Linked DNA regions of Homo sapiens: region 2 is linked to region 1. A link is an interaction called in ENCODE POLR2A ChIA-PET data of the cell type or tissue named here. Cell type or tissue: MCF 10A. All regions are shown on one strand. Each heading gives the region's core, and the rest is flanking DNA. Links, peaks and the distances in the headings are about the cores only.

What was found. ChIA-PET counts read pairs that join two places held together with the same protein. Peaks named below come from ENCODE experiments on the same cell type or tissue, not always from the same donor. Only the 100,000 strongest peaks of a DNase experiment are listed, where the experiment ranks them.
Region 2: POLR2A ChIA-PET joins it to region 1 with 10 read pairs; 2 of 35 experiments call an interaction of 5 or more read pairs at or near these places.

The regions. Positions count from the first base shown.
Region 1 is chr6:88,975,777-88,988,290 of GRCh38, reverse strand. No RefSeq gene overlaps it. Among named protein-coding and RNA genes, the nearest start is that of RNGTT, 18 kb to the right of the region's middle. In MCF 10A, for the core only: CTCF peaks have their summits at 4,546 (motif pointing left) and 5,438 (motif pointing left); a DNase peak (open chromatin) is centred at 5,370.
Region 2 is chr6:89,043,311-89,055,824 of GRCh38, reverse strand. No RefSeq gene overlaps it. Among named protein-coding and RNA genes, the nearest start is that of PNRC1-DT, 31 kb to the left of the region's middle. In MCF 10A, for the core only: no CTCF peak of the experiment used is centred there; DNase peaks (open chromatin) are centred at 5,454 and 6,604.

The DNA.
Region 1 (12,514 bases), core at 2,230-10,229:
TCCTCTTTCTCTAGAAGGGAAAAATAGGCTATAACAATCACAGCAAACACAAAATGGTTTTTTTTCCATGTGCTTTACATGTATAAACTCATTTAGTTCTCCTAACCATCCCATGAAGTAGGTGCTATCATTATCTCCATTTTATAGGGGAGGGAACCAGTGCACAGAAAGGTTAAGTAACTTGATGAAGTTGCACAGCTAGTGAGCATTAGAGCTAGGATTTGAACCCAGGCATGTGGCTCCACAGGCTACACGCTTAACTGCTATGCTATTCTTTCTATAATTAGCTCCTCTATTCTATGTATTCTGGTGACACAAGGAACCAAAAGTTTTCCTTTTCCTTTCTCAAATATTTTCAGTTTTTGCTTCAGATATTTAACTATTTGAACGCTAGGGCCAGGTGTGGTGGCTCTTGTCTGTACTCCTAGCACTTTGGGAGGCCCAGATGGGAGGATGGCTTGAGCTCAGGAGTTTGAGGCCAGCCTGGGAAACATAGTGAGACCTTGTCTCTACAAAAAATTTAAAAAGCTAGCTGGGTGCATTGGCATGCACCTGTAGTCCCAGCTACTGGGGAAGCTGAGGTGGGAGGATCACTTAAGCCCAGGAGGTAGAGGCTGCAGTGAGCTGTGAATGAGCCACGGCGCTCCAGCCTGGGCGACAGGCAAGACCCTGTCTCAGAAAAAAAAAAAAAAAAATCCAGACACTTAAAATCACAGTTGCTCTTAAAAGCATAGCTTTGATTTAGATTGACCTGGAATAAGTTCCATGTCTGTCACTCAGTAGCTGTGTGATTATGAGCAAGTTTCTAAATCTCACTAAAGTTCTCTTTCCTCATTAGTAAATGAAAATAATCGTTTACCTCCTAAGGCTGTTGTGAGAATTGAGGATAATATGCATGAAAATCATTTGATCCTGGCACAAAGTAAGTGCCCAATGAATGGTTACTTTTATCCAGTCATACATTCATTCAATCAGCAAATATTTGTTGAGCATCTGCTATGTTCCAGGTATTGTTCTAGGTACCGGGGATATAGCAGTGAGTAAAACAGACAAAGATCTTGCTCTCAAAGCAATTCCATGGCTTTTTAGCCTTAATAAAATGTGCTTAATCTTATTAAATTTGTTTATATTAATTAAATTGTAGTTTAAATTTCTATTTATTTTTTAATTAAATTGTGTGGTATATAGTTATTTAAATGCATTTAATATTATTTTTAAAGCATTAGTAAAGTTTGTTTAATCAGTTATTCCCTCTTTTCTCCACTGGCTTTTTGTCATAGTCACTTAAATGTAATCAAATTTCTTTTATATTTATTTCTTTTCTTTTTTTTTTTTTTTGAGATGGAGTTTCGCTCTTGTTGCCCAGGCTGGAGTGCAATAGCATGATCTCGGCTCACCACAACCTCCGCCTCCTGGGTTCAGGCGATTCTCCTGCCTCAGCCTCCCGAGTAGCTGGGATTACAGGCATGCGCCACCATGCCTGGCTAATTTTGTATTTTTAGTAGAGATGGGGTTTCTCCATGTTGGTCAGGCTGGTCGTGAGCTCCCAACCTCAGGTGATCCACCCGCTTTGGCTTCCCAAAGTCCTGGGATTACAGGTGTGAGCCACTGCACCTGACTTATTTCTTTTATTTATTTATTTTTGTTTTTTAATAGAGACAGGGTCTCGCCATGTTGCTCAGGCTGGTCTAGAACTCTTGAGCTCAAGCAGTCCTCCTGCCTCAGCCTCCCAAAGTGCTGAGATTACAGGCATGAGACACCATGCCTGGCCACATTTCTTTTATATTAAAAAATCCCTGAATCAACCCTTTGACTTCAAGTTAGCTGACAGTGGCTGCTTTAGTTCCTTGCTCCCTTTGCTATAGATATTATCTCACTCACTGTCTCCACTCTCTAGGTTGACTTCATGACTTCTCATTCATACTCCAGAGCACTGGAAGCAGTCTCTTGTTTCTTGTGGAGAGGTCACGTTATGGCAGGCTGTGTTCTAAGGACTGGAGATATGGCTGGGATGAAAACAGACAAAATCCTCTTTCTCTAGAAGGGAAAAATAGGCTATTGCTGTAAACAATAGGTATCACTCTCAACAAGGTCACCCCCTTCCTTAAAACCATTCAATGACTCCATATTTACCTCAGTGACTCATGTTTACTTGATGAAGTTGCACAGCCCCAGATAAAGTCCAAACTCTTTAAAGTGGCATGTGGGCATGTTCCCTCCCTCCCTAGCCTTCCCTCCCACCATTCCCTTTTCTACCTCCACTCCCTCCCCTGCTCACTGCCCCAAACACACACACACACACAGTTCCCATTCTATAGATGGGCTTGACATTGCCCAGAAGTACCATACTTTTATCTGTAAGCAGTGGTGTTCTAGAGTTGATTTGTGTGGGAGTGTGAGAGCGTATGGTGCATGTCTCTTCCCAATTGCATGTTCAGTGAGGTCATGGTGGGAGTAAATCAAGGAAACTGGCAAAATCTACAAATTAGGGCATTCTTGCTTCTCTCTAGAGAGTTATTAAACATTTACCAGCTCACCATAGCCCCTAGGCCTTTGCATTTATGGCCCTTCCCCTACCCTAACTTGGCCCAGCTTAAATGTCCCTTCCTCCTGGGAACTGTGTTTTGACTCTTCAGGATTGGGATAGATACCCTTCACTGTGATTCTTTGGTAACTTGGGCAGCGGCCCCACTATTTTTCCCGTATTCTATACTGGCCAAGTAAAGTCCTTGAGGTCAGGGCCCTTGTCTTGTTCATTGTTGTTCTTGTCTACCTAGGATAGTGTTTGGCACATAGCAAGGTGCTAAACTATATTTTTAAGTGAACCAATACATGAATAATTAAAGTAAGCCCTCCCTACTAATAATAGGCTTTTTATGGTTCAAGAATGTGCCTTAATCTTTGTATCTCCTGAAATTCCTCACACAGAGAAAGTTTAGTAGATGTTTGAATAGATTGAATGGACTAGACTTGAATGTGCTTTATATGAGCCTAAAACTAGGGCCCAATTTAAGATATCCATTCTAGAAGTGAGTCAATGATATTTGAGATTATGATTCTATAGAACCAAAACCTGGAGTATTGAAATATGTCACCAGAAACTTAAGATTTTCCCTGGCCATTAATTTGCCTTGATTTATTACTCTTATTTCCTTGTTTTTTCTAAGGTGATCCCAAGCTCGTTCCACTTCCTTCTTCCCTCAACCTGGCTTTTCTTTTTGAGACAGGTTCTCACTCTGTCACCCAGGCTGGAGTACAGTGGCGTGATCTTGGTGTGCGCCACCATGCCCAGCTAATTTTTGTATTTTTTTGTAGAGATGCGTTTCGCCATGTTGCCCAGGCGGGTCTGTGACTCCTGGACTCAGCCAATCTACCCACCTTGGCCTCCCAAAGTGCTGGGATTACAGGCATGAGGCACCACGCCTAGCCACCCTATTTTTAATGTACAACTTAGGCATGCTCTTTGCTCACAAAATGATACGCTCATTGAACCATGAGTAGGAAAGCAATGTGGTGCAGTAAGAAGTGCTTGAAACTTAAAGTCAGGAGACACTGGTTGTGTTCCTGTATGTCACAACTTTCTGGTCTTTTCATCTGCAATAAGAAAGATAATATCTTCCCTATCCAATTCACTACATTTTTAAAGATGAAATGAGTTAACATAGGTGAAAATGCTTCTGTAAATTGTAAAGTACTACATAGAGTAAATGCAAATTTCTCAAACAAATTGATCTTCAGCACATGCTATCATTTACTTAATAACTCCCTAGCAAGCAAGTGATATCTGCAAAGAAGTAAGAGTGATCCAGTATAGAGAGAGGTTATTTGCCTGGGAAACAGGATGCCTGTAATTAGGTAAAAATGATGGTTTCATGTTGCAAAGACTTAAAGCATCAGCTTCATATCAGATGCTACATAGGAAATGTGGGGTGATTCTGCCTGAGATGCCAAGTGTGCTATCAATCAAGAATAAAAAACAACTGGCCTAAAACACAAATGATAAGGATATACTGGTGGCTGATGACTGGAATAACAAAGCTTCATTCTCCCAAAGGATCTGATAGACTCCAATTAATTTAGAAGCATAGAATGATGTCAAATACAGATCTGTACCAAGCAACAAAGTTCTGCTTTCAAATAGATAGCTGTCAGTGAATATCTCAAATTGCAGACATCGATGCAGATATATGGTTTGCCCTTTTCTTAGTTTGGGGAGATATTTTTCCTTTGCAGAAGTTAGTTATTAGCCTCCCATAAGAGGAAGGGTTCTCGGCGTGGTCCTCCAAACAACAGCATCGTCATGGCCCCAGAGCTTATTAGAAATGCAGTATCTTGGGTTCATGCCAGACCTATTTAATTAGAATCTGCATTTCAATGCAATCCAGGTGATTGACTGCATTTAAGTTTAAAGTGCACCACCATAGGGACCAACTATTCATTTTTCAAATGAAAACTCAAGACTTGAAGGGTGATTTTTTTCCCCCTTAAGGTCTGACACACTTAAATCCCAGTTTGGATTAGAACAAAGATTTCCTGCCTCTGCTGGCAAGTTCCAGCATTGCACACCCTCTCGCAGCCTGGTTCTTTGGCTTACTGGTTGGGAGGCTTGGGGCAAGTTATTGAACCTATCGCTGAGCTGGTTTCCTCATCTATAAAATGGAGATGATAGCAATGTCTACCTCATACAACTGTGAGGATTAGGCCGGGTGTGGTGGCTCATGCCTGTAATCCCAGAGCTTTGGGAGGCCGAGGTGGGCAGATCACTTGAGGTCAGGAGCTCAAGACCAGCCTGGCTAACATGGTGAAACCCTGTCTCTACTAAAAACACAAAAATTAGCCAGGCGTGGTGGCAGGCACCTGTAGTCCCAGCTACTAGGGAGGCATGAAAATCGCTTGAACCCCCAGGAGGCAGAGGTTGCAGTGAGCAGAGATCATGCCACTGCACTCCAGCCTGGGTGAGAGAGTGAGACTTGGTCTCAAAATATACATATGTGTGTGTGTATATATATATGTATATATGTAAGGCACAATACACACACAAAATTGTATTATCAAGTGAAAAGATAGTGTTCCACATAATTCAAACAGTAGAATTAATTTTTTAATTAAATTTGTATTGCACACAGAAACAGAGTTATTATCTCTGAAAACCTTTGTGCCTTGACAGTAGCGTTCAGAAAGCAGTTGTTTTCCTTTCAATCTTTAGTATTTTCCAGTAAAGAAACTTATATAAAAGCTGGATAGGCAGAGGTACCCTGCTAGTCACTGTTATTTAATTACGTGGTAGGTTAGGCTGACCTCTATTATTATGAGTTTGGTGAAGCGGGGCCAAACCCAACATTTGGAATAGGCACACACATGTGTAATAGAAGAACCTGACTCACTGACCCACTTTCTTGGTTACCAAAGCAATGAGAGTTTGGATTATCTGGTTTTTAGCTCCACCTAGTGACCATATATATGGCTCAGTTTTCAGCTGTAAAATTATGGAGAATTCTAGTTTTATGTTTAAACAAAAATACATTCAACTTCTCACTATTCAGGGGAAATGATCCCATATACACATTTTTGATTTTTTTGTTTTGCATAAAATAACAGGCTTAGAGTTCCTGGAGATGATCAGAAAGTTAGAGGACTTCCTATTTAGAACAGAAAGATTGGAGTCATCTTTGATTTTTCCCTTATTTGGTATGTCCATTCTGTCATCAAGCTCTAAAAAAATTAATTTATCAAAACATTATCCAGCCACATGTACTAATTTAATGCTTCCTTTGGGATTGTCTGCTTAGTGAAGCAATGTATTGGACATTACCCTAGAGTTTGGGATTCCAGGCCCCGCTCCTTTGCAGAGCCTTGGAGAAGAATGATTATAGGTGTATCTAGAAAGAGAAGGCTTGAGCAACAGGGTTTCCAGTCCTACAAAACTTGCCTTTTCCCACAGTGTGGTTGGTTGAGAAGCAGAAGAGAGCTTCTGGACCTGAGGGAGCCACAAAAAGGATCAGCGCAAGCTATATGACCGGATGGTCAGTGATAATAGGCAACCTTTCCCTTTACCTGCTTCTTGGAAATGTGTTGTCTGAGCCCTCAGAACCAATATATAACTCTAGGGATAGGGTAGGGCAGGAAGCCCCAAGGATGCCAGAACTGAGGGCTGGGCGTGGTGGCTCACATCTGTAATCCCAGCACTTTGGGAGGCTGAGGTGGGAGGATCACCTGAGGTCAGGAGTTTGAGTCCAGCCTGGCCAACATGGCAAAACCCCATCTCTACTAAAAATACAAAAATTAGCTGGGTGTAATCTGTAATCCCAGCCACTCAGGAGGCTGAGGCATGAGAATTCCTTGAACCTGGGAGGCAAAGGTCGCAGTGAGCCAAGATCGTGCCACTGTACTCCAACCTGGGCAACAGAGTAAGACTCTGTCTCAAAAAATTAAAAAAAAATGCCAGAACTGAAATTTCCTCCCTGTTTAGCAAGAAGGGGACTCAGAATCAAGATTAAGTTGATTTATAGAAAATAAAGAGATGCCCATCCTGGCCAACATGGTGAAACCCTGTCTCTACTAAAAATACAAAAATTAGCTGGGCGTGGTGCCACGTGCCTGTAGTCCCAGCTACTTGGGAGGCTGAGGCAGGAGAATTGCTTGAACCCAGGAGGCGGAGGTTGCAGTGAGCCGAGATCATGCCACTGCACTCCAGCCTGGCGACAGAGCAAGACTCTGTCTGAAAAAAAATAAAATAAAATAAAATAAAATAAAATAAAATAAAATAAAATAAAATAAAATAAAGAGATGCAATGTTTTTGCACACAGGTTTGTGGCTGGAGAATCAGATCTCTACATTAGGAACCTGTTCAGTGTTGGCTGTACTTTGCAGCCCTGGAACTGGAGTTATTTCATATTGAGACCTTGTTAATGAGTTGATGTGCAGACATGAATTTGGGCCTTTAGAAGTCACTGATCAGTGAGGGAATGCCTGCAGACTCTGAGTTAACAAGATTTGAAAGCATGCTATGGAAAAATTTAAATTCCTTGGCACCTCAACAACATACTAGCAAACCGAATCCGACAACACATCAAAGAGGTAATTAACCACGATCAAGGGGTTTCATCCCAGGGATGCAGAGATTGTTCAACATATGGAAGTCAATAAATGTAATGCACCACATAAACAGAATTAAAAACAAAAACAATATGATCATCTCAATAGATGCAGAAAAAGCATTAAAATCAGGCATTACTTTATAATACAAACTCTCAACAAATTAGGCATAGAAGGAACCTACCTCGAAAATAATAAAAGCCTGGGCACAGTGGCTCACACTTGTAATTCCAGCATTTTGGGAGGCCAAGGCAGAAGGATTGCTTGAAGGCAGAAGGATTGCTTGAAGCCAGGAGTTCCAGACCAGCCTGGGCAACAAACTGAGACCCTGTCTCTACAACAATAAATAAGTAATTAAATAAATTAAAAAAATATAAAAGCCATATGTGGAAAACCCAGAGCCAACATTATACTGAATGAGGAAAAGTTGAAAACATCCCCTCTAAGAACTGGAACAAGATAAGAATGCTCACTTTCATCACTTCTATTCAACATAGTACTGAAAGTCCTAGCCAGAGCAATCAGGCAAGACAAAGAAATAAAGGGCATCCAAATTGGAAAAGCGAAAGCTGAACTATCTCTGTTTGCCAATGATACAGAAAACTCTAATGACTCCTCCAAAAGACTTTTAGATAGGAAATTGATTCAGTAGAGCCTCAGGTTACAAAATCAATGTACACTAATCAGTAGCACTGTTATACACCAACAAGGACCAAGCTGAGAATCAAATAAAAAACTCAATCCCTTTTATAATAGCTGCAAAAAAGTAATAATAAAATAGGAATATACTTAACCAAGGAGGTGAAAGATCTCTACAAGAACTACAAAACATTCCTGAAAGAAATAATAGATGACACAAACAAATGGAAATACATCCCATGCTCATGGATTGAAAGAATCAATATTGTGAAAAAGACCATTCTGCCCAAAGCAATCTATAGATTCAATGTAACTCCTATCAAAAAATCAACATGATTTTTCACAGAATTCGAAAAAACAATCCTAAAATTCATATGGAATCAAAAAAGAGCCCAAATAGCCAAAGCAACCCTAAGCAAAAAGAACAAATCTGGAGGCATCACATTACCTGACTTCAAATTATACTGTAAGACTACAGTAACCAAAATAGCACAGTACTGGTATAAAGTAGATACACAGACCAATGAAACAGAATAGAGATCCCAGAAATAAAGCCAAATACAACCAACTGATCTTTGACAAAGCGTACAAAAACATATATTGGGGAAAGGACACCCTATTCAATAAATGGTGCTGGGAAAGCTGGATAGCTACATGAAGAAGAATGAAACTGGATCCCTGTCTCTCACCCTATATAAAATCAACTCAAGATGGATTGGATTAAAGACTTAAATCTAAGACCTGTAACCATAAAAATTCTAGAAGAAAATCTAGGAAAAAACTCTTCTGGACATTGGCCTAGGCTAAGAATTTATGACTAAGACCCCAAAGCAAATGTAATAAAAACAAAAATAAATGGGATCTAATTGAATTTAAAATGTTTCTGCACAGCAAAGTAAATAAACATCAGAATAAACAGACAACCCACAGAATGGGAAAAAATGTTTGCAAACAATGCATCTGACAAAGGACTAATATCCAGCATCTATAAGGAACTCAAACAAATCAGCAAGAAAACAAAAATAAAAACAAATAATCCCATTAAAAAGTGGGCAAATGGCTGGGTTCAGTGGCTCACATCTGTAATCCCAGCACTTAGAGAGGCTGAGGCAGGAGAATTGCTTGAGCCCAGGAGTTTGAGTCCAGCCTGGTCAACATAGTGAGACCCTCTCTCTACAAAAAAGAAAAAATTAGCCAACGTGGTGTCTTATGCCTGTAGTCCCAGCTACTCAGGAGGCTGAGGCAGGAGGATTGCTTGAGCTCAGGAGTTCAAGGTTACAGTGAGCTATGATTGTGCCACTGCACTCCAGCCAGGTGACAGAGCGAGACTTTGTCTCAAAAAGAAGACGGGGTGGGCAAATTACATGAATAGACACTTCTCAGAAGAAGAGATACAAATGGCCAACAAATATATGAAAAAATGCTCAACATCACTAATCATCAGGTAAATGCATATTAAAACCACAATGAGATATCTGCCACCTTACCCAGCCAGAATGGCCATTATTAAAAAGTCAAAAAACAATATATGTTGGTGTGAATGTGGTGAAAAGGGAACAATTATACACTGCAGGTGGGAATGTAAATTAGCATAATCTCTATGAAAAATTTCTCAAGTATGGAATATGGAGATTTCTCAGAGAACTAAAAGTATACCTACCATTCGATCCAGCAATTACACTACTGGATATCTACCCAAAGGAAAAGAAGTCATTATATCAAAAAGACACCTGCATGCATATGTTTACTGTAGCACAATTCACAATTTCAAAGATGTGTCACTAACCTAAGTGCCCACCAGGTGATGAGTAGATAAAAGAAATATATATATACACCATGGAATACTACTCAGCCATAAACAAAAACAAAATAATACCTTTTGCAACTACTTGAATGGAACTGGAGGCCATTTTTTTTTAAATTTTATTTTTTATTACTTATTTAAAATTTCTTTTTCATTTTTTAAAATAGAGATGGAGTTTCGTCATGTTGCCCAGGCTGGTCTGAAACTCCTGGGCCCAAGTGATCCGCCCACCTCGGCCTCCCAAAGTGCTGGGATTAGAGGCGTGAGGTACCACGCCCAGTGGAGGCAATTATTCTAAGTGAAGTAACTCAGGAATGGAAAACTAAATACTGTATATTCTCACTTATAAGTGGGAGCTAATCTGTGGGGACACAAATGCATACAGTGTGGTATAATGGGCATTGGAGACTCAGAAGGGGGGACGGTGGGAGGGCAGCGAGGGATGAAAAACTACATATCGGGTACAATGTACACCATTCAGGTGATGGGTACACTAAAATCTCAGACTTCACCACTGAACAATTCGTGCATGTAACCAAAAGCCACCTGAACTCCAAAAGCTATTGAAATAAACTATATATATATATTTATATATATGAAGTGCCCATATTTTATCCTAGAATGTAAAGTTTTATTTATTTTAGGTTTAGATCTTTAATTCATCTGTAATTTGTTTGGGGATGAGGAGTCAAATAGAAATCCAGTTTCTTTTTTTTTTTTTGAGATGGAGTTTCGCTCTTTTGCTTAGGCTGGAGTGCAGTGTCGCGATCTCGGCTCACCACAACCTCCGCCTCCCAGGTTCAAGTGATTCTCCTGCCTCAGCCTCCTGAATAGCTGGGATTACAGGCATGTGCCACCACGCCTGGCTAATTTTTTGTATTTTAAGTAGAGATAGGGTTTCTCCGTGTTGGTCAGGCTGATCTCGAACTCCCAACCTCAGGTGATCCACCCGCCTCAGCCTCCCAAAGTGCTGGGATTACAGGCGTGAGCCACCATGCCCGGCGAAATCCAGCTTCCTTTTAAACCTAAATGGCAAGCCAGATGTTGTAATAACATGTATGGAATAATCAACTCTTCTTTCTCCACTAATTTGGAATGTAATTCCCAAATATTTTGGGGTCTACTTTTGGGTTCTCTATTTGATCTATGTTAATAAAAATAACCATAACAACATAAAATAAACTCCTTGTTCAGGAGGAACTCTGCTGGTTCAGAGTTGTTGTGTTGGCAGAGGGAAGGCAGGGTGTGCCAGGCAAGGTGTCAGAGCCCCAGTATCAGGATCAGCATGGGTTGGTAAAAAGAATTTACCTTTGGAGGCCGAGGCAGGTGATCACTTGAGATTAGGAGTTCGAGACCAGCCTGGCCAATATGGCAAAACCCCCGTCTCTACTAAAATTAGAAAAATTAGCTGGGCGTGGTGGTGCATGCCTATAATCCACCTACTGGGGAGGCTGAGATAGGAGAATTGCTTGAACCCAGGAGGAAGAGGCTGCAGTGAGCCGAGATCATGCCACTGCACTCTAGCCTGGGCGACAGTGAGACTGTGTCTCAAAAAAAAAAAAGAAAAAAAAAATTTACTGACAACATTATAGTTTTGAAAAAGGAAAGTTTTATTAGAAAGAAAGCAAGCTGCAGAAGAGTGCAGCAGGTGCCTCAGTGAGAGGACTGAGCATGCCATGGTAGATTTTTCCTTAGGAGCATTTATGGAACTTAAGGCGGGAGCTTAAGGGTAATTTGGACTACATTAGCTATGCAGGTCATGATAAATAATTACATTTGTAGACATTTTGGTGCCTTAATGTCAGCAAGGGTGGCGCAGTAAGTTTCAGCATGACATTCTGGAGATGTCTAGAATAGATTCTAGTTACTTATAAATTTTCTTGGGAAAAGAAATCTGGAACCAGATGCTTGCTTTAGATACTAGGGAAGTCTAATTACTTTTAATTTCCCCAGATAGAGTGTTTGACAGGCCTCAGATGGCCTGTTTGATAGTCACCAGGTGGTCTTTGCTCCCTTCTAAATGCCTCAGTTAAGCAGTTTTTGTCTCTGGGGCCTGTTCAGTGGTCACCAGGTGACTTTGCTCTCCTCAGGGGTGAAGTTAACTTTGCTCATATTTCCTTCTTTGCAGTCCCTAGCAGTGTTGAAAGAAAGGGAAGGATATGGACGGTAATTTTTAAAGCATCTATCTCAGTCTCTGCCTTTCTACAAAACTTCATGATTCTTTCAAACTAAATAACAAACAGAGACTCTCTAAAAGAAAATGATGTTTATTTGGGAATAGAGCACTGCATTGGGATTTTGTGTACCATAGTAAACTATGTGCATGTTCAGGGAGGTAAAGCAAGACAAAGGTGTTTAAAGGAAAAAATGAGAAAGATTACATAGTTGTTTTGAAATAATTATCCTTGCGTACAGAGTTCAATAACAGGGGTGATTGAGGCTGGATAGGCATTACTGGAAAGATGTCTCCCTCTGTTGCCCAGGCTGGAGTGCAGTGGTGTGATCTCGGCTCACTCCAACCTCCACCTTCTGGTTTCAAGCAATTCTCCTGCCTCTGCCTCCCGAGTAGCTGGGATTACAGGTGTGCACCACCATGCTCTGCTAATTTTTGTATTTTTAGTAGAGATGGGGTTTCATCATGTTGGCCAGGCTGGTCTCAAACTACTGGCCTCATGTGATCTGCCTGCCTCAGCCTCCCAAAGTGCTGGGTTACAGGGGTGAGCCACCATGCCAGGCCTGCATAAGTATTTTTTGCATAAGGTTGTGATGGCCTTTGTGCAAGGTTGTGGTTTTTGCAGTCTTTTGTGATGGCTTCTGTTATCAGGCACACACACATGAGGGCCCTCTTTTCATACCCTTTACCTGGCTCTATTTGTCAGGATTTGTTTTTGTTTTTGGTGGCGGTGGTTTTTAAAAAACAGAAGTGACTCCATTTTGATTCTGACAACTTTCACAGTTCTCAGAAGGAAGACATA
Region 2 (12,514 bases), core at 2,345-10,344, 67 kb before region 1:
ATAATTTATCTCTCAAAATTCACTCACCCTTATTACTTTGATACAACAGCAACACCATTGCCACCAGGTTCTCAAAAGTGCCAAATTTTCTATTTGCTCAGTGCATACGGTTTCTTTCTTTTCCAGATTTTCATATGTGAAAAAGCAAGATTCCGCTTACTTTACAATCTTTGAGTGGTACTGGTATTTTAGAAGATGGATCACATGAATCCCTTGGCTTCTCATACTCCCTGGTCACTGACCAGTGTGTATGCACCCTATTATGCCACTCTGGGAGTCTTTAGAACCCACTTATTTTCCAGACAAGGAAAGTGAAATAATTTAGAATTAAGAGTAGCGGCCGGGCATGGTGGTTCACGCCTGTAATTCCAGCACTTTGGGAGGCCGAGGCAGGTGGATCACCTGAGGTCAGTAGTTTGAGACCAGCCTGGCCAACATGGTGAAAACCCATCTCTACTAAAAATACAAAAATAAGCCAGGTGTGATGGCACACACCTGTAATCCTAGCTACTCAGGAGGCTAAGACAGGAGAATCGCTTGAACCCAGGAGGCAGAGGTTGCAGTGAGCTGAGATCGTGCCACTGCACTCTAGCCTGGGCAACAGAGTGAGACTCTATCTCAAAAAAAAAAAAAAAGAGAGAAAGAAAGGAAGGAAGGAAGGATGGATGGATAGAACCCAGCACGCAGGGGCTGAGTGCTGTGGCTCGCGTCTATAATCCCAGCATTTTGGGAGGCCGAGGTGGGTGGATCATTTGAGCTTAGGAGTTTGAGACCAGCCTGGCCAACAGGGTGAAACCCCGTCTCTACTAAAAATACAAAAATTAGCCGGGGGTGGTGGCGTGCGCCTCTAGTCCCAGCTACTCAGGAGGCTAAAGCATGAGAATCACTTGAACCCAGGAGGCAGAGGTTGCAGCGAGCCAAGATCACACTACCACACTCCAGCTTGGGTAACAGAGCGAGACTCTGTCTAAAAAAAAAAACAAAAGCACACAAAATGGGAGAAATTATTTGCTAATCATATATCTGATAAGGGCTTGTATCTAGAATATATAAAGAACTCTTACAACTTAATAATAAAAAGACAAACCAATTTTTAAAAAGGCAAAGGATTTGAATGAACATTTCTCCAAGGAAGATATATAAATGGCAGATAAGCACATGAAAAGATATTCAACATTGTTACTGTAGTTATTAGTGAAATGCAAATCAAAAGCTGAAATGAGATACCACTTCACATCCACTGGTCTGGTTAGAATTTAAAAAGACAGAAAATAATAGGTGTTGGTGAAGATATGGCAAAATTAGAATCCTTACACCTGTTGGTGGGATTGTAAAATGATGCAATTGTTTTGGAAATAGTTTGTCAATTCCTCAAAATGTTGAACAGAGTTATTTACGACTCAGCAATTCTACTCCTTGGTATATAGCCATGATCATTGTAAACATATGTGCACACACAAACGTGTACACAAATGTTTATATCAGCATTATTCATAATAGCCAAAAAGTGGAAACAATCCAAATGTCCATCAACTAATGAAAGGATAAACGAGATGAGATATATCCATAACACGAAATATTATTTGGCCATTAAAAGGAATGAAATACTGATACATGCAGCAACATGGATGAATCATGGGAACATTGTGCTCAGTGAAAGAAGCTAGACACAAAAGGCCAATTTTGCATGGATTCTATTTATATGAACTGTCCAGAAAGGAGAAAAACCATAAAGACATAAAGTAAATTAGTGGCTTCCAAGGGCTGGGGGAAGGGAGACAATGGGGAGTGACTGCAAATAAGTATGGAGTTTCTTTTGGGTTGAAAACAAGTTTCTAAAAATAAGATAGTGGTGATGATTACACAATTCTGTGAATATACCAGAATCCACTGAATTGTAAACTTTAAAAGGGTAAATTTTATGCTATGTAAAATATATCAGCTGGGTGTGGTGGCTCACACCTGTAATCCCAGCACTTTGGGAGGCCGAGGCGGGTGGATCACCTGAGGTCAGGAGTTCAAGATCAGCTTGGCCAATATGGTGAAACCCCGTCTCTACTAAAAACACAAAAAAATTAGCCAGGCATGGTGGCAAGTGCCTGTAATCCCAGCTACTAGGGAGGCTGAGGCAGGAGAATCACTTGAACCTGGGAGGTGAAGGTTGCAGTGAGCCAAGATGTTGCTGCACTCCATCTCAAAGAGTGACAAAGATGGCAACAAGAGCAAGACTCTGTCTCAAAAAGAAAAAAAAAAGAAAAAAGAAAAATATCTCAGTAAAGCTGTTATATTAAAAAACAAAAACTCAGTGCTTTTTTTTATTTTTTGAGACAGAGTCTCGCTTTGTCACCCAGGCTGGAGAGCAGTGGCACCATCTTGGCTCACTGCAACCTCCGCCTCCCAGATTCAAGCGATTCTCGTGCCTCAGACTTCCAAGAAGCTGGGATTACAGGCATGCACCACCACACCTGGCTAATTTTTGTATTTTTAGTAGAGATGGGGTTTCACCATGTTGGCCAGGCTAGTCTCGAATTCCTGGCCTCAAGCAATCTTCCTGCCTGGGCCCCGCAAAGTGCTGGGATTACAGGCGTGAGCCACCATGCCCGACCTCAACTCAGTGCTTTTTAAATTTACCAGTTGAGCTCAGAGTAAAGTGAATTCTTAGACACAGAAATATTCTTTCCAAGTGGGAAATTCCTCTATCTAGCCTCTCCGTTAATTAATTCATCTCTTTAATGTCTGTAAAGTTTTTTATTGAAATATCACATCTTCCTTCCCAGGGCACTGCTGTACAGATTTAAGTAAAAATTTGTGGAAGCTTTTGAATTTTAAACAGACAAAAACAGAGCTTCTTTGATTATAAATGATACAGGGGACCTGGCATGTTCATCATATGTTTTATTTTTGTTTTTATATAATTTTTAATTTGTTTTTTGAGACAGAGTCTTGCTTTGTTGCCCAGGCTGGAGTGCAGTGGCACGATCTCAACTCACTGCAACCTCCACCTCCCAGGTTCAAGCGATCCTTGTGCCTCAGCCTCCTGAATAGCTGGGACTACAGGCCTGCACCACCACACCTGGCTAATTTTTGTATTTTTAGTAGAGATGAGGTTGGGCCATGGTTGGCCCAGGCTGGTCTTGAACTCCTGGCCTCGAGCAATCTTCCTGCCTGGGCCCCCCAAAGTGTTGGGATTACAGGCGTGAGCCACCGAGCCTGGCCTATTATGTACTTTAATATGTAGTCCTATTTGATTACATAATACATATTTAAGTAAACCATTTTAGCTGGGACTGTTTCTGAATAAGAGGAAACAATACATTAGACCATAAATAAATAACTTTCTCCACTCTAAAACCATTAGTGGGACTTACCAAAATAAGCACGTCTTGCCCTGTAGCAAAATGATAAATAAATATAGCTTTTAGTACTATAAAAGAAGAAGAAAAAAGTATCTTTGAGAAGGATTTGAGGGGCACTGCCATAAGATAGGTGGGTATAGGATGTGTGTAAAGCCTTTAATAAGCCTCAAATATATTGTAATTTTCCTGCTTTCAAAGAACTTATACCTTCTTGAGGAGGCCAGCTTTCCATGAACAATGTAATTAAATGGGATAATGTATGAAAAGCACATGCTTTTGGTTCACATTAAATAAGACCATCAGGCTGGGCATGGTGGCTCACGCCTAAAATCCTAGCACTTTGGGAGGCTGAGGCCGGCGGATCACTTGAGGTCAGGAGTTTGAGACCAGCCTGGCCAACATGGTGAAAACCCATTATATGGTTAGGCTTTGTGTTTCCACCCAAATCTCATCTTTAGTTGTAATCCCCACGTGTCAAGGGAGAGGCCAGTTGAAGGTAATTGAATCATAGGTGGTTTCCCTCATCCTGTTATTGTGATAGTGAGTTCTCACGAGATCTGATGGGTTTTAAGGGGTTCTTCCCCCCTTCACCTGGCACTTCTCCCTCCTGCCACCCCATGAAGAAGGTGTCTTGCTTCCCATTAGCCTTCTGCCGTAATTGTAAGTTCCCTGAGGCCTCCTCAGCCATGAGGAACTGTGAGTCAATTAAACCTCTTTCTTTCCCTAAATTACCCAATCTTGGGCAGTTCTTTATAGCAGTATGAAAATGGACTAATACATCTGTCTCTTCTAAAAATACAAAATTAGCCAGGTGAAGTGGCCCACATCTGTAATCCCAGCTACTTGGGAGGCTGAGGCACGAGAATCGCTTGAACCCAGGAAGCAGAGGTTGCAGTGAGTAGAGATTGTGCCACTGCACTCCAGCCTGGGCAACAGAGTCAGACTCTGTCTCAAAAAAAAGAGAGAGATCATCAGAATTCATTTATTTAACTTGCTTTCACTAAAAACTTAAGTGCCTTCTATGTGCTAAACACTGTATTAGACTTGGGAATTGTTGTGTTAAACAAGGATCATGTTTAGGCCTCCTAAATAGCAATGTAGGCATTAATGCAAAAGGTATCAGAAGTTAGTATAGGATGAAGTGCAATAGAGATAGTTTATTTCTTAGAAAAAGCTTTGGAAAATTCTAAGCACAAAGGTTGGACTTGTTATCCGCTTACTAAAATGTGACTCTTGCAGGTTGCAGCAGCAGTCACATACACTCATTTTTTCAGCGCAGAGCTGGACTACTTGTCATGGAAGGAAGGTGAGTGGTATTTGGGGCCTGGCTAGGGCTACTGACAGCTGACCGACTGTATCTTTTCTCTGTAAAGCAGGTAAGCAAAATACACAGTAAAGGTGTCCTTGGCCCGTGGCTGTAGTAAAGGTGCTGGCCCACGGCTGGAAGGGCTTACAAACCAGAAGGTGTTACCTAAGGCCTTTCTACCCATGGTTACAAGGCCACTCCAACATACTGAGGATTTACTCATCTTACAGCTGTACCTGGTAAGAGTCTGCTATATTTCCACCAGTTCCCCAACGAATGTGGGCAAAGCTGTGGCTCTGCCAGCTAGACTCAGGAAGTTACAGAGGTAGATATATAATTATGTCACCAACTTTTCCCCTTCTGAGAGCCAGCTCCTTCCACACACACCCAGCAGGCTGAGCTTCATTGTTTCTTCTTCAGCCTGGGCACTGAGACATGTTTGTTCATTAATGTACCTGAGCTTCTTAAGCTGTTGTCTCTCCTTCCTGAGAATGCATGATGTGTTTTCTTTTCCTCAACACCCCACTTTCTTGGGGTTTTGGTTTGTTTGTTTTTAGAAACAGGGTGTTGCTATGTTGCCCAGGCTGGTCTCAAACTCCTGGGCTCAAGCAATCCTCCCTTCTTGGTCTCCCAAAATGCTAGGATTTCAAGTGTCAATCCTTTTCTAGGATGTCTAGTCCACTTGCTTTTACCCAGGACAAACATACTCCCTCAGGGACTCACCTCTATCCAGTTTTCCTGCGCAAGGCTGCCAGCTGTTTCATACATTACTGGAAAATTGTGCAATTCTAAGCAAAGAGGCTGGAGGCTGGGATTCTGTGCCAATATTAGAATCTGGGGTTCCCGGAGGGCTGAGGGCTGTGTTGCAGAGAAGATTGTTGTCATTGTTGCAGCAACTATTGCTCTAGGACAGCAGTTTCAGAACGTGGTCAGAGAAACCCTGGGATCTCTGAGGTCCTCCCTTTTCCAATCACCTATCTGTATAAGGTCAGATTTCAACCAAAACACATCTCAATAGATTGAATGCAGATGTAGGTATGAGAATCCAGCTCCCTTCTGTCAAGAGATTTGCAAAAAATTAAAATTTTTGTTTTAATTTTAATACAATAAATATTGACATAACCCATGTAAAGAAAATGCCTTGGAGTCCCCAACAATTTCTAAAAGTTGTAAGGGGGTTCTGAGATTGAAAGTTTGAGAACTGCTACTCTAAGCTACTCTTGGCCCCACTTTGTTCTTCCCGCTCATCTTGAGGGACCTCATAAGACTCATTGCTTCAACTACCACGTCCAAGTTGGTGATTGTTGTGGGCAGTACATAAGCTTCTGCGTGCTGTTCTGCAAGCACCTGGGGATAAGGGAAATAAGATTGCCCCTGAGAATTGAACTGGATAAATCCATACACAGCAGATATGACCCACCATTCATGCATTCAACAAATATTTATTGAGCACGTACTCTGTGCCATACACTCTTCCAAACACTGGGCTTACAAAACAGAAAATCCCTGAACATCCTACTGGGGTATACTGAGAGACGATAAAAGAGTATAATGGGGTCCGGTTTGGTGGCTCATGCCTGTATTCTCAGCACTTTGGGAGGCTGAGATGGGAGGATTGCTTGGGGCCAGGAGTATAACACTATCCTGGGCAACAGAGTGAGACCCTGTCTACAAAAAATTTAGGAAAAAAAGAAAAAGAAATCAAAGTAATGTGACAAGAACTGTATGTATGCGTGAGTTTGTGTGTATATGCCTGTATTTTCTTTCTTTCTTCCATAAATTATTCCCCAATAGCCATTCTGCTAGTAGCCCTCCTGGGAAGTGGTGTTTACAAATTTCATCTTGGTAAGGAGGCAGATATGATGTAAGACAAGTTCCAGCCATGGAGGTGGGGTAAGGAAGAGAGCAAGGAGAGCAGATCTTAGGATTGGCAGCTCAGGGACAAGAGCACAGCAGCATCTTTGCAGCACAGGTTGGCAACCATCCAGAGGAGAAAAGCATGGGCTATGAGCCACCATGAAGTCACTTAAGCACCACCCTTCAAACACCATCTTAAAGGATGAAAAGACAAAGGGAGAGAAACAGCTCTAATGGGGAGTTATTGGCTGGAATGAGAACTTAAGTCCGAAGAATGAGATACTTTTATTGGTAATTTTAAGTTCCATTTCAAACATTTTATTTGCATGTCTGAGATGTAGTGTGATAAAATTTCAATCTGGCTGCATTAACGTTTTACTGCTGCTGGACTGTATCTGAAGCCTTGAGGCAGGGAACTCAGGCAAAAATGGCTCTATTAGACTCTTCCTTCCCATTCAATCTAAACCCAAGTGTTACCACCCAGATGACCACATGGGAGAAAGGAGACTGAAAAGAAGACCCCAGGAGGCAATGAAAACAGGATGCAGGTCTTTTTCTCCTGAAGGAAACAGTTCCCATCCTCTTTGCCACTTAGGCTACCTGGAAGGGAAAAGCAGAAGAGTGAAGAACTGGTCACTGATCACATGCAGCCTGCATTCAAGAAAGAAGACAGGGCTAGAGAGGGAAATAAAGGGCGGGTCTTTTTCTGAGGGTGCCAGAAAATTCTGGCCTTCCGAGAAGATGAAGAAAGACAACCCCTCTCATGTGGCCCAATCAGTGTCCCTGGAATGACTCATCAGATTAGGGGCTCCTTCTTGGAGTGGGAATGAAGATAAGGATCAAGGAGGAAACTGGATGAATGCCTCTCCCATCATACCCAAACTCACAGCATCCCTAAAAGGCGTTTTAAATGGAGAAATTGAGACTCAAGGTAGAGAAAATAAAGTGAAGTCATACTCTAGGAGCAGAGCCAGGTTTTGAACCCAGATTTGACTTGTTGCAAAGTATAGCCAGTTCTTGCCAAACCCCAAGCTTCCCCACTCCCACTCCCCATCAGAACCTGTTTGGTTTTTTTGAGACAGTCTCGCTCTATCACTTAGGCTGGAGTGCAGTGGTGGGATCACAACTCACTGCAGCCTCGAACTCCCAGGCTCAAGCGATCCTCTCACTTCAGCCTCTTAGGTAGCTGGGACTACAGGTACATGCCACCACACCCAGCTAATTTTTTTATTTTTTGTGGAGATGGGGTCTCGCCTTGTTGCCCAGGCTGGTCTTGAACTCCTGAGCTCCAGCGATCTGCCCACCTCAACCTCCCAAAGTATTAACGATTACAGGCGTGAGCCACCTGGCCCAGCCCAGAACCTGTTTTATTTAGTGGAGGCAATCTTTCTTGCATCTTGCAGTCTTGTGTCTTTTCCTACCCTGGGATATAAGGTGAAATTCCTTGTCTAGAAGAACCACGGCTGTAGCAATTATTCATCCATCCAGCAAATATTTATTGAGCGTGAGGGGTGAGGTCTGTCCTCAGTTCTGGGTCATGAAATCACTTTTATGATTATTTCAGTTTCCTGAAATGTGATAAGCAGCTAAATGGATCCAGCCATAGGAGGAGAACTGATTGAAAAGTGAGGAAGTAGAGGATGAGAGGACAAAGACCAACATTTAAAAGCCCTAAAGTAGCTGAGGTTCCTCAATGAGGGTAGGACAGGAACTGTGTTGTTTACACAAAATGAGATGGTGTCAGTGAAGCTTTTCTTGGGGGTGGGGGAGAGTGTGTGCACATACTCCGTTTTTCCCTGATCGTTTTCTGTGCTGATGGAATCCTGTTCCATGGATAGATTGTGCTTTTATTTTTAAATTCATTTTTTGAAGCTGATTGGCAGTTTGTAATCTTTCCAGCCTTTTCCTGAGCAATTCTAATCACCTTTCAACTTTTTTTGAGGTACCATACAAAGCAATCTAATTGTTGACATAAACCAATGTTGGCTATACGATTAACCCTAGCACAGAGTTGATTTATCTACTCTGGTTTATCCTTAGCAAAATTTAAATCCCAAACCTACAACAGTTTCAAACTACTCTCCTTCAGCCTTCTATTAATGTAAGTTCGGGTAGTACTAACTTAAATGTAGTTTGCATGATAAATCTGTTCTCTAAGATTACATGTTTTCCAAACCAAGTATGCTTAACTTTTAGATCATCTAGGAGAAAATAGAGCACAATAATAAATAGCAGGGGCCCCGAACTTCACCGTCTAGTTGAAGCCCCAGTGACTGCATTTATTAGCTCTGTGACCTCGGCAGAAGCATTGAACTTTTCTCTGCTTTTTCTTATATATAAAATGGGGATAATAAACAGCTTCTTTTCCAGAGTTGAGAGGGGAATCAATGAGTCAGTACTACTCAGTAGGAAATAAATGTAACTTAGTAAATGTCAGTTTATTTTTTATTTATTAATTTTTTTTCAGGCCAAGCATGGTGGCTGTAATGCCAGCACTTTGGGAGGCCAAGGTGGGTGGATCGCTTGAGACCAGGAATTCAAGACCAGCCTGGGCAACATACTGAGACCCTGTTTCTATTTTTAAAAAATTTATGAAAAAATTAAAATAATTTTTTTCTTTCTCTTTTTTTTTTTTTTTTTTTGAGACAGGGTCTTGCTCTGTAGCCCAGGTTGGAGTGCAGTGGCATGATCACGGCTGACTACAGCCTCGACCTCCTGGGCTTTAGTGATCCTCCCACCTCAGCCTCTCGAATAGCTGAGACTACAGGCATGAGCTGCCGTGCCCAGCCTAATGCCGGTTTTCACCATTATTAGTTTTTAAGTTTCTTTCCCTCTGTTGCCTTCTTTTTGAACAATTAAAGCCATTTATTTCGTTTAAAAAAACCTGATTAAAGAACTAATACTTATTGATTCTCTATTAATTATTGGTGAAAGATGCAGAGCAGACATAAAAAGACTAAACAATAAAAACTACCCCTTAATCCTAGGCCTAAGAAATATAACCACTTTTAAAACAACTTTCAAGAAATCTGGCCGGGCATGGTGGCTCATGCCTGTAATCCCAGCACTTTGGGACGCCAAGGTGGGCTGATCACTTGAGGTCAGGAGTTCGAAACCAGCCTGGCCAATGTGGCAAAACCCTGTCTCTACCAAAAATACAAAAATTAGCCGGGCGTGGTGGCAGGCGCCTGTAATCCCAGCTACTCAGGAGGCTGAGGCAGGAGAATCGCTTGAACCTGGGAGACAGAGGTTGCAGTGAGCTGAGATCGCACCACTGTGCACTCCAGCCTGGGTGACAGAGTGAGATTCTGTCAAAAAAAAAAAAAAAGAAAAAAAAGAAAATAAATCTATTTACTAGACTTTCTAAGAAATGTCTGAAATGTTGATTATTTGACTTACAGAAAGAAAAAACATTTGTACCAATGTGCTATTTCTCTCCTCTCGACTGTTTCGGTAGGAATTTGTGTATGAGTAAACAAATTTCTAGTCATCACATAAAATTTTCTTTGCCAAGAAAGATTAATGAATCATCCTCAGTATCCACTCTTGTCTCCTCTGACACAGCCTCAGAGGAACCCACCATCATACTTTTCCATCTCCATGGCTTCACGTCCTCATTTGAAGAACAGGGACAGCGAGAACTTGATGGCACTTCTGGTCCATGTTTCTCACACAGGGACACAAAAGCCTAGGAAGAAGCCGTAATTGCTGGAGCTGGGATTAGAGGCCAATACACTTCCCCCACCTTTTTTTTTTTTTTTTGAGATAGAGTCTTGCTCTGTCACTCAGGCTGGAGTGCAATGGTGTGATCTTAGCTCACTGCAACCTCTGCCTCCTGGGTCAAGTGATTCTCCTGCCTCAGCCTCCCGAGTAGCTGGGATTACAGGCATGAGCCATCACACCTGGCTAATTTTTGAATTTTTAGTAGAAACAGTGTTTCACCATGTTGGCCAGGCTGGTCTTGAACTCCTGACCTCAAGTGATCTGCCCTCCTGGGTCTCCCAAAGTACTGGGATTACAGGCTGAGCCACTGCGCCCAGCCAGGCCAGTCTGCTTCCCACCACACTGTGCAACCGTGCCAGGCTGAGCTCAGAGCATTCTGTCCTGCGCCCAAATCTGGCTTCCTACTTCTAAAACCACCCTTATCTGAGAGGGTGGCTCTAAAAAGGAAGCAAGTCCAAGCTGTGAAAGGGCTTTGAAAGAGGAAGAGAGATATTCCGAAGCTGCAGGAAGGTTTACTCTTTGTGCTCAAAAGCATGCAGACCTAAAACAATGGTTCTTAGATCTGTCTTGTTGGTGGAAGCCTTCTTCGTAATTTGGAGTAGCTTACCTCCCAGGTCTGTGCAAGAGAAGGCTGTTCTTTAAAAATAAATCACAGCATAGCCTCTAAGGAAAAACCACCCTAAGGAAAAGGGTGGTTTTGAAAAATAGGTCAGCTTCAGGCTGGCGGACCACTCCCTCTCAGAAGAAGCAGGGTGGGCGGAGAAGGCCTGAGGACTGAGGAATAAGACAGCCCTCAAGGACTTTTACAGGAAAATAGTGTTACAGTCACCAAGCGAACACCTGCAGGAATACAGAAACAAGTACACAAGGTGTGCAGATTAATACCAGGTGGAAGGCAGACATAGCTACATTGGTGAATATGTCTTTGAAGGAAACCCTGGCTTGTTTGTGTTTTTTTTTGTTCAGGAGGCTGAGGCAGGAGAATTACCTGAGGCCAGAAATTCAAGACCAGCCTGAGCAACTAGTGAAATCCTATCTCAAAAAAAAAAAAAAAAAAAAAAAAAGAACGTGAAATATTCAGGATCAAAAAGAAAAATGAAGCCGGGCGTGGTGGCTCATGCCTGGAATCCCAGCACTTTGGGAGGCCAAGGCGGGTGGATCACTTGAGGTCAGGAGTTTGAGACCAGCCTGGCCAACATGGTGAAACTCCATCTCTACTAAAAATGCAAAAATTAGTGGGGCCTAGTAGTGGGCACCTTTAATCCCAGCTTCTCTGGAGGGTGAGGCAGGGAGAATTGCTTGAATCTGGGAGGTGGAGGTTGCAGTGAGCCGAGATTGTGCCACTTCACTCCAGCCTGAGTGACCGAGCAAGACTCTGTCTCAAAAAAAAAAAAAAAAAAAGGAAAGAAAAGAAAAAAATTAGATACTTCCTTTATTACTTCTATTTGATCTTTTCATATTGAGTTTTGTCTTTTTTTTTTTTTTTTTTTTTTTGAGATGGAGTTTTGCTCTTGTTGCCCAGGCTAGAGTGTAATAGCGCAATGTCAGCTCACCACAACCTCTGCCTCCCGGGATTCTCCTGCCTTAGCCTCCCGAATAGCTGGGATTACAGGGATGTGCCAGCACACCTGGCTAATTTTGTATTTTTAGTAGAGATGGGGTTTCTCCATGTTGGTCAGGCTGGTCTTGAACTCCCGACCTCAGGTGATCCACCCACCTCCCAAAGTGCTGGGATTACAGGCATGAGCCACCATGCCCAGCTGTTTTGTCTTTTTAAAGAAAAAGTAGGCTGGACACGATGGCTCATGCCTGTAATCCTTGCACTTTGGGAGGCCGAGGCAGGAGGATTGCTTGAACACAGGAGTTTGAGACCAGTCTGGGCAACATAGAGAGACCCCCATCGCTACAAAAATATTAAAAAATTATCCAGGCATGGTGTGCCTGTAGTCTCAGCTACTCAAGAGGCTGAGGTGGGAGGATTGCCTTAGCTGGGTATTCGAGGCTGCAGTGAGCCATAGAACTCTAGCCTAGGTGACAGAGTGAGATCCTGCCTCAAAAAAAAAAAAAAAGTAACAACGCTCTAGTGTGTTTACATTTGGATGAGACAAAATTAAATAAGATCAAATATGCAAAGTGCTTGTCTTATATAGGCTCTTTTTTTTTTTTTTTTTTTTTTTTGAGACAGGGTCTAACTCTGTCACCCAGGCTGGAGTGCACTGGTGTGATCGTAGCTCACTGCAGCCTCAAACTCCTGGGCTCAAGCAGTCCTCCC